Linked DNA regions of Homo sapiens: region 2 is linked to region 1. Evidence: chromatin loops called from intact Hi-C (ENCODE). Cell type or tissue: GM12878. All regions are shown on one strand.

Evidence for each region. A loop is a pair of places that touch in the nucleus more often than their neighbours do. Peaks named below come from ENCODE experiments on the same cell type or tissue, not always from the same donor. Only the 100,000 strongest peaks of a DNase experiment are listed, where the experiment ranks them.
Region 2: a loop joins it to region 1, with 7 times the contacts of the local background. A loop is called at or near these places in 3 of 110 quality-filtered maps.

The regions. Positions count from the first base shown.
Region 1 is chr20:3,706,617-3,714,616 of GRCh38, reverse strand. SIGLEC1 (sialic acid binding Ig like lectin 1) reads left to right here and starts at 2,017. Exons shown (of 22, transcript NM_023068.4): 1 at 2,017-2,147; 2 at 7,380-7,537; 3 at 7,911-8,000. The coding sequence starts at 7,489. In GM12878, a CTCF peak has its summit at 3,535 (motif pointing right); no DNase peak of the experiment used is centred here.
Region 2 is chr20:3,215,591-3,223,590 of GRCh38, reverse strand. It overlaps ITPA (inosine triphosphatase), which reads right to left. Exons shown (of 8, transcript NM_033453.4): 6 at 4,959-5,074; 7 at 1,674-1,750; 8 at 1-225. The coding sequence ends at 129. Among named protein-coding and RNA genes, the nearest start is that of ITPA, 10 kb to the right of the region's middle. RefSeq lists a silencer at 4,720-4,989. In GM12878, a CTCF peak has its summit at 4,916 (motif pointing left); no DNase peak of the experiment used is centred here; H3K27ac peaks cover 503 bases.

The sequences.
Region 1 (8,000 bases):
TCGTCATCCTCTTTGGACCAGCAGGTTAGTTGGAGCCTGCCCCTTGCATGGCAATGACAGAAATTCAGGGGGAAAGGCAAACTGCTTAAGTACGTTTCAAGACTTAGTTTGTGTCATGTCCGTGCACATCCATTGGCCAGAGCAAGTCATATGACTAAGGTCAAAGTCAAGGGATGCTTTCCCACCATGAAGCCAAGGGGTGGATGTATAGAGTCCCAGTGGACTGAAGGATTGGTACCCATGTGTCACAACCCCACAGGCCTAGAGCTGGGTGTCTCCGGACCAGCTGTTGAGGGAGGAAGTAATGGGATGAACCCTTTGTGTTTTGGCCGAAAGAGGAAATGGCCCAAGCATAGGAGTGGACACAGGAGCTATAAAGAGGAACAGAGTGATAGAGACCTAATATCTCTGTAGCCTGAGCATTTCAGGGTGGAATGTCACCAGACATCTGCTTTGGGGCACCATGGCCTGCGATTCTGGATCCACCCTGATTTAGGGTTTCACATCCTTTTACACCTGCACACGTGGCCTTGCCCTCAGGGTACAGGGGCCTAATTTGCTGTGGCCAGCTCCCCACCAGTACAGGTAGGCAGGGACTGAGTTGAATTAAGTTTGAGTTGTGAAATTAAAAAAAAAAATGGCCAGGAGTGGTGGCTTACGCCTGTAGTTCCAGCACTTTGGGAGGTCGAGGTGGGAGAGTCACTTGAGCCCAGGTGTTTGAGACCAGCCTGGGAACATAGGGAGACTCCGTCTCTACAAAATAACTTAAAAAATTAGCCGTGCATAGTGGCAAGCGCCTGTAATCCCGGCTTCTTAGGAGGCTGAAGCAGGAGGATTGCTTAAGCCTAGAATTTCGAAGCTGCAGTGAGCCAAAGTGAGCCAAGATTGCACCAGGACACCCCAGCCTGGGCGACAGAGCAAGACACTGTCTCAAAAAACAAAAACAAACAAACAAACAAAAACCAAAAAAAGTCTTGTTGCTTGTATCTGGGATTGCTTGGAGCAATTAACATCTGCTTCACATGTCAAGTGCCTGCACAAACTAGGCCCTCAATAAGATGGGCTGCAGTAATGTAACAGTAACTAGCTGTGGTGGGGGCTTTCCTTTCCTGTCCCAAGGTGGGGGTGAAGGTATAGGATAGTGGCCGGGTGCAGCGGCTCACCTCTGTAATCCCAGAACTTTGGGAGGCCGAGGCAGGCAGATTACTTGGGGTCAGGAGTTCAAGACCAACCTGGACAACATGGTGAAACCCCGTCTCTACCAAAAATACAAAAATTAGCCGGATGTGGTGGTGCATGCCTGTAATCCCAGCTACTCGAGAGGCTGAGGCAAGATGATCACTTGAACTCGGGAGGTGGAGGTTGCCGTGAGCTGAGATTGTGCCACCGCACTCCAGCCTGGACGACAGAGTGAGACTCCATCTCAAAAGCAAAAACAAAACAAAAAGAAAAAAACCAACAACAAGAAGCCAAAAACCAAAAAACGTACAGGACAGTGAGAGGGGAAAGAGAAAACCTGAGGAGTGTCCTGGACATTGGGGCCTTATGTCCCCCACAACACGGGACTGCCTCTTGGGGGTTCTTAAGAGTACTCAGTGGTACAGGGAGGCTCCTGAATGGCTTGGAGAATAACTGCCTTGGTCTGGGCATCGTGTAGTGCATCCCCACCCCAGGCTGGGCGCGCCTCCCTCTCAGGTGTCAGGGAGGAGAGCTGTGTGCAGGAAGCCCCCTTCCACCTCCCCCAGCCTCCCTAAGGGGCTCAGAGAGAGTGGGGTGTGGATTTGGCTGGTGAATGGGAGTCCCCCACTCCATTTCTCACTTTGCCTGGGGAGGCTCCAGCGTTGCAGCGGTCCCACTTCTGCTTGCTGGAGTCCCTAAGTCCCTGGCCTTGCCGAGGGCCTTCCCCTATGGAGGTCTTTCCCGTTTTGGCATTGCGCAAGGCCTGCAGCTGCCTCCCTGACCAGCCTCTGGGTTGGACAGTAGAGCTGAGGCTTTGGGAAAGAGGAAGCAGCCCCTGATACGGGATCCTTCTCTCTTGAGCCGGCAGAGCCCTGGGGAGCCAGCTGCACCAGGAGCTCTTGGCCGTCCTTCCTGTTCTCCTCTCCGCAGGTCCAGCACCGCCGCAGCCACTTCCTTCTGTGGAGCAGGTACCCCTGTCCCTGGTCCCTGGGCCCAGAGGGTGAGTGGAGCATTAGGAGCGGGGCTGGGCTGAAACTGGCTGAGCGGGATAGGGGCAGGGGTCGGGGGGGGGCTCCATCTGGGTGCGAGTGGTGGACCCCAAACCAACCCAAGTCCAAGACACTAATCAAAGATGGACTCAACTGAAACCCTTCCACCACCCCCAAATCCTTCCAACCTGCATCCCAATCCCAGTCCCGACCATCACCCTGCTCTGACCCTACCTCAGCCCCAGCCCCAGCCCCTATTCCAACCTTATCTCACCCTCACCTCACTTGCACCCCAACCCTAACCATTTACTCATCTCATCTAATCCCAACCATCCATCATCCCAACCCTAACCACAACTCCGACTCTATCATCCTCATCTCAACCCAGCCTCCACCGTATCTTAACCATCACCTGCACCCAACTCCAACCTTCACCCTTACCCCCACCCATCACTCAACCTCAATGTCCACCCCAATCCCAGCCTTAATTTGCTTCCAGAATTCCAACCTGATCATCACCCTGACCTCAGCCCCAGCCCAGCCCAACGATAATCTCTCCTTACTCTAACCCCAGCACAATTCCACTTCATCCATCACCACTTCGTCCGTCCACAGGAGGGCTTCTGGTGCTGTCCAGCACAGTTTGGAGAGTGAGCACTCCAGCCAGAAGCATTTAGAGCCAGATTAAGGAATGAAGTGTGAAATTTCTACTGCCCATGTCAAAGCCAATAAGCATTAGTTATGGATTCTATGGCTCTGAGAATTAAACATTTGGCCTGTGATTGGGGATTTCCACTATTTTGACCATAATCTGCTCCAGGAATTGCCCATCCGTACCCTGACTCCCTATCTGTGGGCCAGTAACCTCCAGCTGGCCATGTCACCCTGTGTTCTTCCTTCTCTAGCCCAATGGGGAAGTTGGGGAGAAGCCTTGGTGTCAGGAAACAGAAACTGAATCCTACACCCGGGCCTAGCTGTCCATAGGGAAACTGCCTCTGCCCTTTCTTCCCCAGCTAAACTTGGCCTCTGGAATCAGAGGTCAGGGACTTGGGGCCCCAGCCAACCCTCCAAGACCTCCTGAGGCACTTGGTCTCAAACAGGCAGCAAACGTGAGTGCCCACTGTGTACCAGGCCAGCTCAAGCCACCCTGATGCAACACATACCAATAGTAGGAGTGGGGATTTAAAATCCTGTCTTCAGAGCACCCAAGACTTGGAGACCCAAGTATGAACCTCAGGAACCTCCTGTCTGGGGAACAATGATTTCCAAAAGAGTCACCCAAGGGAGGGATGGTTCAGGGCTGCAGAGCTGCCTGCTCCCTGTTGCTGGCACACCGCCCCCTTTCCCGGGACCCGCAATTCCCCCTCGACCACCAGGGGGCGCTGCGTGCTCACTAGGCCACAGCTGCAACCCAAGTTGCGGGGGGCGGGGGGCGGGGCACTGTCCCCTCAACTCCAGGCTTTCAAACAGGGACAGAGATCTCCTTTCTGAGCGGTCCCTGCTCTTTCTGTTTCCAGAACAGTTATCTGGGCTGAAGCTGGCCTTTGTGGTGACAGGCTGAGCCAATAGGCTGGATTCCGGTGGGGCTGACCCCTTTGGGGTTAGGGCCGGGCTAAGCATAGGTGGCCTCTACATTATGTGATGGGAGTGGTCCTGGAAAGGGTCCTCCCCCGCGCCCTGTTCCAGGGTCGCTGTGTCCAGAACCCCACCATTCTTCCATCAGGTTCACGATTGCCCTTTTCAGGACCCCAAATGGGAGGAACAGGGGAGCTGGGACAAGATAGCTGCCCTGGCCATAGCAGAGCTGACCCTGACATCCCCTGTGGCCAGGGACACATCTGACCCCCAGTGTGCCCAGCAGGCTGCTTTTCTTCACGGTGAGGTGTCCAGGTCCCAGGGCCCCAGCTATATCATTCTCCAGTGGCCAAGAACCTGGTGTGGAGGCTGGGGGTGCATCTTCCCAGAAGAGGAGGAGGCCTAGGGCTTCCTAGAGAACTGGAGATGAGCCCTTGGGCCTCCATAAATGGCCAGATCAGTCCACTCCAGCAGCCTGCGAGAGGGCTGGGTCCCCTGGGGAGCGGTGTCCTTCCTGTCCCAATCCCGCCCTGTACTGTGCCCCCTGCTGGGGCACCTTCTGCCTTCTGCAGCAGGCTAAGTCCCACCTGGTCAGCCTGACTGGCCCTGGGCCTCGGCTCACCCCCTTCCCAGGTGTGACCCCTGGTAGTCATTGGAATCTGCTGAGCCCAGCCCCTGAGGCGGATGGGCTGGGAGCTGGGAGGTCATGAGTTTCCTGTCCCCACTTCCAGCCTCCTCGTTCACTTGGCCAAGTCAGCATTTAGGACCAGGGAGGATTGCAAAGTTGGCAACATGGGTGTGTATGTGGTGAAATATACATAATGTAAAATTTACTGTTTTAACTGTCTTTAAGTGTACACCCCATGACATTAGGTACATTTGCAATATTGTGTAACCATCACCACTATTTCCAGAACTTTTTCATTATCTGAGAGACTCAGCAATCATTAAACATTAGCTCCCCCTCCCTGCAGCCCCTGGTTACCTCTATCCTATTCTACTTTCAGTCTCTGAATATACGTAGTCTAGATATTTCATGTAATTGGAACCCTACAATATTTGCCCTTTTGTGTCTGGCTGGTTTCACTGAGCATAATGTTTTCAAGGTTCACATATGTTAGAATTCATTCCTCCTTATGGCCGATTGATATTCCATTGTATGTACATACCACAGTTTGTTTATCCACATCCATTCACTGATGGACACTTGACCTGTTTCCACCTTTTAGTGGAATAGTGCTGCCGTGAACATTGGTGTACTCTGTTAGAGTCCCTGTTTTCAGTACTTTTGGGTATATACCTAGGAGTGGAATTGCTGGATCATATGGTAATCCTATGTTGACTTTTTGAGGAATGACCCAATTGTTTTCCACAGTGACGGAACCATTTTATATTCCCACCAGCAATACACAAGAATTTCAACTTCGCATCCTCACCAATATTTATTGTTTTCTGTGTTGCTTTGTTTGTTTGTGAATAGCCATTCTAACGGATGTGAAGTGGTATCTCACTGTGGTTTGGTTTTGATTTGCATTTCCTAATGCCTAGTGATGTTGAGCATCTTTTCATGTCCTTATCAGCCAGTTATATATCTTCTTTGAAGAAATGTTTATTCAAGTGTTTTGCCCATTTTTGGAGTTGGATTTCATGGTTTTTTTGGTGGTTGTTGTTGTTCATTGTAGGAATTCTTTATATATTCTGGATATTAGTCCTTTATCAGATAAATGATTTACAAATATTTTCTCCCATTCTGTGGGTTGTCCTCCTTTTATTCACTCTCTGGATAGTGTCCTTTGATTCATATCCTTTTTTTTTTTTTTTTTTTTTGAGACAGAAGAGTCTCACTCTGTCACCAGGCTGGAGTACAGTGGCGTGATCCTGGCTCACCGTGACCTCCGCCTCCTGGGTTCAGGTGATTCTCCTGCCTCAGCCTCCCGAGTAGCTAGGACTAGAGGTGCACACCACCACACCCAGCTAATTTTGTATTTTTAGTAGAGACGGGGTTTCACCATGTTGGCCAGGATGGTCTCAATCTCTTGACCTTGTGATCTGCATGCCTCAGCCTCCCAAAGTGCTGGGATTACAGGCGTGAGCCACCGCACCCAGCTGTTGTTTGTTCTTTTCAGACAGGGTCTTGCTCTGTCACCCAGGCTGGAGTGCAGTGGTGCAATCATGGCTCACTGCAGCCTCGACCCCTCCCCTGGGCTCAAGCGATCTTCCCACCTCAGCCTCCAGAGTAGCTGGGACCACAGGCCTGTTTTTTAATTTTTCGTAGAGACAGAGTCTTGCAGTATTGCCCAGGCTCGTCTTGAACTCCTGGGCTAAAGTGATCCTCCTGCCTCAGCCTCCCAAAGTGTTGGGTTCACAGGCATGAGCCACTGTGTCTGGCCAAGTTTTAAATTTTGATGAAGTCCAACTTACCTATTTTTTTTTTTCGTGCTTTTAATTTCATACTTAAGAAAGCATTGCCTAATCCAAGGTCATGAAGATTTTCACCTGTTTTCTTCTAAGAGTTTTATAGTTTCACTTATATGTGTTTCTGGCATCTCTTCCTTTTGGGCTCAGGTCTATGGTACCCCTTAGACACTCCCTGACCAGGGGCACTCCATGGTTGAGGGCCTGCCTTTTTGGATATGGTACACTCCGCACACATTGAGCTCATATTTGTGGGGTATGTGTTCCACAGCGCTCTCATGCTACCTTTCAAACCTAGACTTGCCTTGCCACCTCCCCACTCCAACTCTGAACCTCAGCTCTGAACCCCTAAAGACCTCACCCCTCTCTTAGTCACTAAGGGGTTTGCTGAATGCCTGGTAGGCTCCGCACTGCTATGGGGCACATATCTTCAGTTCTAGGTCCTGAGAAATGGGCTCTCACAAGCTGTAAAAAACAAGGCAAGGAAAATAGAGATAGCTCTGGGGTAGCTACAGGAACCTCAAAGGAGAAGTTCCAGCTGGAAGCCAAATTCATGCTGCTCCTTGAAGGTTGAATAAGGTTTCAGCAGGCAAAGATTATCTGTGGTGGAGATAGAGCTGGGCAGCTAGGGAGCCCTTGAGCAGACAGAACTGCCCCCAGAGTGGGTCTGCGGAGAGCAGGGAATGGGGACAGAGCTGGGGGCAGGAAATGAGGACTTTTCACATCTCACGGGCAATGGGGAGCCACAGAAGGTTTTTGAGCAGGGGAGTGACTGTTAAAGGCAGCACTTCGGCAAGTTCAGTAAAGCCCCATTATGGTCTATAGTTAGTAAGGCAGGTGGTAGGAGACAAGCCTCAGGAAGAAACCATCATTCTAGCTGGGTGTCTTGGAGTGAGTAACTGGGCATCTCTGGGCTCCAGTTCCTGTTGGTTTGGGTGGTGGGGAGGGGGCAGGGAAGTGGGGAAGAGGGAGAAACAGCTGTTCATCTGCCTTAGGGTGGTATCCTTGAGGGGCTGGGAAAGCAGAACTTGGGATAGGGCCAAGGGACACACAGGCTTTTCTGAGGCAGGCCACCAAGTGAGGGCATTCCTGGGCACAGCCTGAGCTGGGAACGTGGCCTCCTGGCTCTCTGCTGGTGTCTGACTCAGAGGTCTTTAAGAGCCCTGCCCTCTTATTGGGTTGGCCAGCAGAGGAGGTGGGGACACAGGCTCGGACTTCTAGCAGGTGCTGGGGCTAAAGTGCCCAGAGGTGTCCCTGGAGGCCCCTGTGAGCCCAGCCAGCGCAGTGCGCACCACCCTCTTAGGCAACAGGAGCAGCACAAGAACCTGCTATGGGCTTCTTGCCCAAGCTTCTCCTCCTGGCCTCATTCTTCCCAGCAGGTAAGCTTTGCGGGCCTAGTGCCTGTCTTCCAGGGTCCAGCCTTCATAAGTCCAGCCCTTGGCAGATTAGACTATGCCTGGGTCACATGTTTGGTTGCTGAGGTCAAGGGAGGGCCCAATCGGGCAGTGGCCAGGAGCTGGGCAGGAAGCTGCCATCTGTCTTCGAGCCACCCTACCAAACCTCTGAGCAGCCTCGGGCAGTGGACTGACCCCTGGGGCACTGAGAAGGGCTGCTCTAAGTGTGCATTTCTCGGGGCAGGGCAGAATTTGGGAGCCCAGCTGGGGCACCTTCTCTGGGGCAGGTCGCAGGGCTCTGTGGCACCCTGAGGCCTGTATCACCCTCCCCTCTGTCCCCCTGCCGTTCTTCCCCCAGGCCAGGCCTCATGGGGCGTCTCCAGTCCCCAGGACGTGCAGGGTGTGAAGGGGTCTTGCCTGCTTATCCCCTGCATCTTCAGCTTCCCTG
Region 2 (8,000 bases), 490 kb after region 1:
CTACTCGACACCCTCACAAAGGGGAAACCCTGAAGGAAGTACTTCAGGGGGTGCCTGCCCGATGCGGGAGGTTTTGGGCTAGCCCTCCCCAGATCCCCGGCCTGAGGGGCCTCCTCCAGCTGCAGAAGTCAAGCTGCCAAACTGCCAAAGTACTCCTGCAGCTCCAGCAGGGCCCGGAAGCGATGGGAGACAGCGTTCTTCTCCGCCTTAGGCATCTCTGCGTACCTGAGGGGTGACAGTAGCAGCTCAGGGAGCCCAGATTCAGGAAGGAAGTGCACCCCCTCCCAACCCTACCTCATCTCATCCCTGGAGACCAAAGCTCACAGACCCCAAGGAAAGGGGAGTGGGGCCCAGCAGCTCCTGGCAGCCAGTGAATTTTTAAAAATCGGATAAAGTTTTCAATTCCCCTGTAGGCAGAAACCCCCATGAATGAGCATGGAGGGGTATTAAACTTGCTCTAGTGTGCCCAAAAGTCATTAAGGGAAGCTGGGGACAGGGGGGGATGAGCTGCATGTTTGATCAGCTTTGTCATCTGTTGACAGGAAGCAGTGGGGCCTGACAGAGCAAACACAGCAGTCTCCTCTCATGCGCTGAGGGCGGGGGAGCACTTGAACAGCTGGCCAGGGGCCCGACCTCCATGCCAGCACCGCAGTGAGGTGAGAATCCCATACCCCGCCCGTGGCCTGCAGACTGCTCTGTGCAAGACGGCGGCCAGTAGCCACTAGCCAGGTGTGGCTATTTAAATGAATTAACGCTGAACAGAAATATTCCGTTTCTGGGTCTCACCACACGCAAGTGCTCCACAGCCCCATATGGCTAGTGGCTGGTTCCACAATGTCCTCACCCCTGCTGGGGCTATTGTGGGGCCTCACACTGCGCTCCCTAAGGGCCCCTCCAGCTTGGAAAGCCTGATTCCAACAATGGCCCGTGCCTTGTGTGAACAAGGGGCGATTTGTGCGAACTACAGAGAACAACTGGTACTTGGAGGGCATAAAATAGTGCCCACCAGAGGCTGCAAAAGCCTGGACATTTTCCCAACCTAGATGGGGGTCAGAAAATGATGCCATAAAACTGTCAGATGTGGCCAGGCGCGGTGGCTCACGCCTGTAATCCCAGCACTTTGGGAGGCCGAGGTGGGCGGATCACCTGAGGTCAGTTTGAGACCAGCCTGGCCAACATGGTGAAACCCCGTCTCTAACAAAAATAACAAAAATTAGCTGAGCACGGTGGTGCGTGCCTGTAATCTCAGCTGAGACAGGAGAATTGCTTGAACCTGGGAGGCAGAGGGTGCAGTGAGTTGAGATCACGCCGTTGCACTCCAGCCTGGGCAACAAGAGTGAAACTCCATCTCAAAAAAAAAAAAAAAAAAGTCAGATGTACAGCTTACAAGCCAAGGCCAGAAAGGCGAAACCACTGGCTACACAGCTGATGTGGGGTGACCTGGAGCCTTAGAGCCCAGGACTCTCAGTGCCATCTGGCTGCCTCCCCAACCATGGACTGGGCCACCCAGATTCCTAGTGTCCACCCCAGCAGAGCTGCCTGTGGCTGGAACAGCACCCTGGGAGCCTCCCCTGCCCATATCCGCATGCCTGCACTTGGGCGGGGCACTGGCCCAACCCAAACCATGGCTGTACCAACCCCACACCCCAGGGAAGAAAAGCAGGGCTCCTTACGTCTGCTCATATCCATCAGGCTGAAAGCAGGGGTCCCAGCCAAAGTCCTGGCAGCCTCTGGGTGCCACGATCCGGCCCTGCCACAGGAAAGGGGGGACAGGTGTGTAACTGGGTCCAGAGGACAAGCACGAGGAGGGCAGTGGCCAGTATGAGTTTGGTGAGTCTGTGAATTTGATTTGACCCAACTTACGCAAAATGTAGTTGCAAGGCCCCTACAGCACCTGCAAATGTTTGCTGAATACAATAAAAAGCAGAGCGGGGCAGCTCTTCCCTCACACACAGGGAGGAGGCATGGACCCACAGGACCACCAGCACCTCCGGGGCCACGCGCCCTCGCCAGCCACACCCGGGACAAATTGGGACATCACTGAAGAACAATGAGGCTACTTTGAAAGATAGACAGAAAGAAAGATAGACAGAAAACGTTTTCTCCTAATAGGAAGCTAAGTACCCTGAACTCCGTGGACAAGCCAGATGCCGGCTACTATGACAGCGTTCCTGAAAATACAAGGAAGACTTTAACAATAAGATGAAACACCGCAACAGGAAGCAGGTACCCAACTCCCCACTTCATGAACACATTAGTGAGTACAATACGTACTGGCTGTAGTAGGGAAATTCCACAGTGAAAATGTTAGAAAAAGAACAAATTGTAATCCAGTGACATGAAATGTCATGTTGTTATCAAAGTAAAAAAAAAAAAGAAAGAAAAGAAAAAGAAAATCTGGCCAGGCGCGGTGGCTCATGCCTGTAATCCCAGGACTTTGGGAGGCTGAGGTGGGAAGATCACTTGAGCCCAGGAAATTGAGACCAGCCTGAGCCACGTGGCAAAGGCGAAACCCCATCTCTACAAAAAATACAAAAATTAGCCTAGCCTGGTGGTGTAAGCCTGTAGTCCCAGCTACCTGGTGGGAAGACTGCTTGAGCCCAAGAGGTCGAGGCTGCAGTGAGCTGTGATCCAGTCCGGGCGACAGACAGAGACAAACACTCCAAACAAACAAACAAACACTCCAAAAAACAAACAAAAAAACCCAAAAGATTCTAACTGAAAAAAATACAAGGGACCAGGTGTGGTAGCTCACGCCTGTAATCTCAGCGCTTGGGGAGGCCGAGGAGGGAGGATGGTTTAAACCCAGGAGTTCGAGACCAGTCTGGGCAACACAGTCAGACTCTATCTCTACCAATTTTTTTTTTTTTTTTAATTAGCCAGATGTGGTAGCTCACACCTGAGGTCCTAGCTACTCGGAAGGCTGAGGTGGGAGGATGACTTGAGCCTGAGAGATCAAGGCTGCTATGAACGGTAGTCATGCCACTACACTCCAGCCTGGGTGACAAAGCAAGACCCTGTCTCAAAAACATTTTTTTTTACTCTTTAAAAAATACAACGGAGGTGGTACATGATTGGGATTAGTCACATAGATGCCAAGTAATTTAGACCCAAAGGCAAATTCTGCTTCTGCCGTGAGGAGCTGCGTGACTAAGGCCAGTTACTGAACCTCAACCACGCAACAAATGTTTTTTGCTCACGCCTATAATCCCAGCTACTCGGCAGGCTGAGGCAGGAGAATTGCTTGAACCCAGGAGATGGAGGTTGCACTTTGGGAGAATGAGGCCAGCGGATCACTTAAGGTCGGGAGTTCAAGACCAGCCTGGGCAACATAGTGAAACCCTGTCTCTACCAAAAATACAAAAATTAGCCGGGTGTGGTGGTGCACGCCTGTAGTCCCAGTTACTCTCCAGGGTGGGAGATCACCTGAGCCTGGGAGGTGGAGGCTGTCGTGAGCAGTGATAGGCAGTAGGGGGTGTTGAATACATCTCACGGAAGGAATAAGTTTGGGCAAATAATTAAGGTTTGTTTTTTTTTTTTTTTTTTTGAGACTGGGTCTCACTCCGTCACTCCATGGCTGGAGTGCAGGAGTGCGATCATAGCTCACTGTCCCGTCAAACTCCGAGGCTCAGGTGATCCTCCCACCTCAGCCTCCCAAGTAGCTAGGACTACAGGTGTGCACCACCATGTCCGGCTATTTATTTATTTTTGAGACAGGGTCTGGCTATGTTACCCAGGCTGGTCTCAAACTCCTGGCCTCAAGCAATCCTCCTGCCTTTGCTTCACAAAGTGCTGGGATTACATGTGTGAGCCTCTGTGCTCAGCCTCTTTTTTTTTTTTTTTTGGAGACGGAGTCTCACTCTTGTTGCCCAGGCTGGAGTGCAGTGGCGAGATCTCAGCTCACTGCAACCTCCGCCTCCTGGGTTCAAGTGATTCTCCTGCCTCAGCCTCCCCAGTAGCTGGGATTACAGGTGCCTGCCACCATGCCCAGATATTTTTTGTATTTTTAGTTGAGACGGGGTTTTGCTGTGTTATCCAGGCTGTTCTTGAACTCCTGACCTCAGGTGATCCGCCCGCCTCAGCCTCCCAAAGTGCTGGGATTACAGATGTGAGCCATCACGCCCGGCCTCATTTTAAAATTTTTTGCAAAGATGGGGTCTTGTTATGGTGTCCAGGCTGATCTTGAACACCTGGGCTCAAGAAAGCCTCCCGCTGGGGCCTCGCAAAGTGCTAGGATTACAGGTGTAAATCACCAAACCTGGCCAAGAATTAACATTCTATGCTTGAACCCTGGAGGCGGAGGTTGCAGTGAGCCGAGACGACACCACTGCACTCCAGCCTGGGCAACACAGCAAGACTTTGTCTCAAAAAAAAAAAAAAAAAAAAAAAAAAAAGAATTAAGATTCTATTATACATAAACATGAAAAGCTGGAAAGGCTGAGAGATAGTCAAGCACCTTGGCAGTTGAATAAGGAAATCTGAGGTTAGAGAAGTCTGGGCTATAGATGTAGCTTTGATCCAAGTGTGGTTTCTCACTAACAAAAAATAAATAAATAAATAAAATAAACAGAAAAAAATAGCTTTGGGAATTGTCACCTTCAGTTTGCACTTCTGGGTCTATCAGGCCTCAGGAGCTGTTAGCCAACTGTTTCCCTGAAACAACAGCCTCAGGGGTCAAACAGGTTTCAGAATTGACAACACTTCCATTGTCCTGCCCAGGGGCACCCCTCAGCAAGGCGTAGGCAACTACTCTGGCCCCAGGGAACCCTTTCCACCACCCTCCTAGGATCCACAGCACTTCTACCTATGCTGCGCAGGGGAGCCTCTCAGCAAGGCACAGATATCTCTGGCCCCAAGGCGCCCCTCCCACCACCCTCCCGCAGACTCGGGGCGGTCGGCTCGGGTCGCGGCACCCCCTGGCGGCGCGCGGCGGGAACTGCATCAAGGTGGGTACGCACCGAGGTCCGGCCCCTGAACAGGCGCACGGGCTGGCTTGGGTCCCCGGTGCTGAGTGCAAACGTGCAGAGCGCATAGGCTGACTTGTCCTCGAACCCGGCCAGGAGCTGGTGGAGACCTGCGGGTGGGCAGTGAGGGCTCAGTGCATCCCTAATGGCCAACTCCCACCCCCACTCCCAAGACGCCCACTAAGGGTGGGGAGGGAGGAATTCCCTAAAAGGGGAAATTAGGTCTCAATTGGGGTAGCGGGGGCGGCAGAGCCCAAGGCAGTGGGACTAGGCTTGAAATGGAAGTCTCTGGGCATTCTCGCTTCCCTCTGGCACAGGCTGACGATACAAGGCTTTATTTAAAGTCAGAAAACTAGCCAATGCAGTGTGGACCTTGTTTGATTTCCTGATTCAAAACTAACCAACTGTAGGCCGGGCGTGGTGGCTCATGCCAGTAATCCCAGCACTTTGGGAGGCCGGGTCGGGCAGATTATGAGGTCAGGAGATCGAGACCATCCTGGCTAACACGGTGAAACCCCGTCTCTACTAAAAATACAAAAAAATTAGCCGGGCGTGGTGGCTGATGCCTGTAGCTCCAGCTGCTCGGGAGGCTGAGGCAGGAGAATGGTGTGAACAAGGGAGGCGGAGCTTGCAGTGAGCCGAGATCGGGCCACTGCACTCCAGCCTGGGCGACAGAGCGAGACTCCATCTCAGGAAAGAAAAAACAAAAACAAAAAAAAACCCACAAAAACTAACCAACTGTAATAGGCACTTTTTCTACAACCAAGGAAATCCAAAAAATGATTATGTAGTATTTTAAAATGATTATAGTTTACTTGTTTAACAGTTTTTAAATTTTTCACCTTTTAGAAATACAGTGGCTGCACTCGGTGGCTCATACCTGTAATCCCAACACTTTGGGAGGCCAAGGCGGGTGGGTTGCTTGAGCTCAGGAGTTTGATATCAGCCCCAGCAACATAGCAAGACCTCACCTCTACAAAAAACACAAAAATTAGCTAGGCATGGTGGCTTACACCTGTAGTCCCAGCTCCTCAGGAGGCTAAGGTGGGAGGATGGCTTGAGCCCTGATGGTGGGCAGTGAGCCGAGATTGAGCCACTGCACTCCAGCCTGGGCAACACAGGGAGACCCTTGTCTCCAAAAAAAATTAAAACAAATAAAAATAAAAATAAATACAAGCTGAAGAACTTACTGATGATATGATGTCTGTGATTTGCCTTAAAATACTGGACTGAGGAAAAATAAGGGGGGTTACAGATGTCACAAAATAGGCCTCGTGCTGATAACCCTGGAAGCTGGTTGATGGCAACTGAGGTTCATTATTCTACTATGCTTTTTTTAATTGACAAATAATAACTGTATATATTTATGCCCATTATCCTATTATGATATTCTACTATGCAGGTTTGAAATGCTCTATAATGTAAAGTGTTTTTAAAAGCACATAAGGATGGGTGCGGTAACTCATGCCTGTAATCTCAGCATTTTGGAAGGCCGAGGTGGGTGGATCACCTGAGGTTAGGAATTCGAGATCAGCATGGCCAACGTGGTGAAACCCTGTCTCTACTAAAAATACAAAAATTAGCTAGGCGTGGTGGTGGGCACCTGTAATCCCAGCTACTTGGGAGGCTGAGGCAGGAGAATCACTTGAACTCAGGAGGCAGAGGTTGCAGTGAGCCAAGATCACACCACTGCACTCTAGCCTGGGCGATGGAGTGAGGTTCTGTCTCAAAAAAATAAAATAGGCTGGGAGTGGTGGCTCATGCCCGTAATCCCAGCACTTTGGGAGGCCGAGGTGGGACCACCTGAGGTCAGGTGTTTGAAACTAGCCTGGCCAACATGGCGAAACTCCGTGTCTACTAAAAATACAAAAATTAAGCCGGGCTCAGTGGATCACGCCTGTAAACCCAGCACTTTGGGAGGCTGCGATGGGTGGATCGCCTGAGGTCAGGAGTTCGAGACCAGCCTGGCCAATATAGTGAAACCCCTCTACAAAAAATACAAAAAATTAGCTGGTCATGGTGGCAGGTGCCTGTAATCCCAGCTACTAGGGAGGCTGAGGCAGGAGAATCACTTGAACCCGGGAGGCGGAGGTTGTAGTGAGCCGAGATCGTGCCATTGCGCTCCAGCCTGGGCAACAAGAGTGAAACTTGTCACAAAAAAAAAAAAAAGGCCAGGCATGGTAACTCACACCTGTAATCCCAGCACTTTGGGAGGCCGAGGCAGGCAGATCACGAGGTCAGAAGATTGAGACCATCCTGGCCTACATGGTGAAATCCCAACGCTACTAAAAATACAAAAATTAGCTGGGCATGGTGGCACGTGCCTGTAGTCCCAGCTACTCAGGAGGCTGAGGCAGGAGAATCGCTTGAATCCGGGAAGTGGAGGTTGGAGTGAGCCGAGATCATGCCACTGCACTCCAGCCTGGGCGACAGAGCAAGACTTTGTCTCAAAAAAAAAAAAAAAAAAAACTTAGCCAGCGTGCTGGCGCATGCCTGTAATCCCAGTTGCTTGGGAGGCTGAGGCAGGAGGATCGCTTGAACCAGGGAGGCAGAGGTTGCAGTGAGCCGAGATTGACGCACTGCACCCCAGCCTGGGCGACAGTGAGACTCCATCTCAAAAATATAAATAAGTAAACAAATAGGCTGGGTGTTGTGACTCACATCTGTAATCCCAGCACTCTGGGAGGCCAAGGTAGGCGGATCACTTGAGGTCAGGTGTTCGAGACTGGCCTGGCCAACATGGTGAAACCCCCTCTCTACTAAAAATACAAAAATTAGCAGGGCGTGGTGGTGGGCGCCTGTAATCCCAGCTACTTGGAAGGCTAAGGCAGGAGAATCGCTTGAACCCAAGAGGCAGAGGTTGCAGTGAGTCGAGATCACACCGGTGTACTCCAGCCTGGGCAACAGAGTGAGACCCTGTCTCTAAATAAATAAAAGCACATAAAGAGGGGACATTTTGGCTTGCAACTGTGGGTGACAGGATATGCACTGCTGGGGTCCAGGAGGGGCAGTCCTCCAACTCCCAGGGCAGGCCCT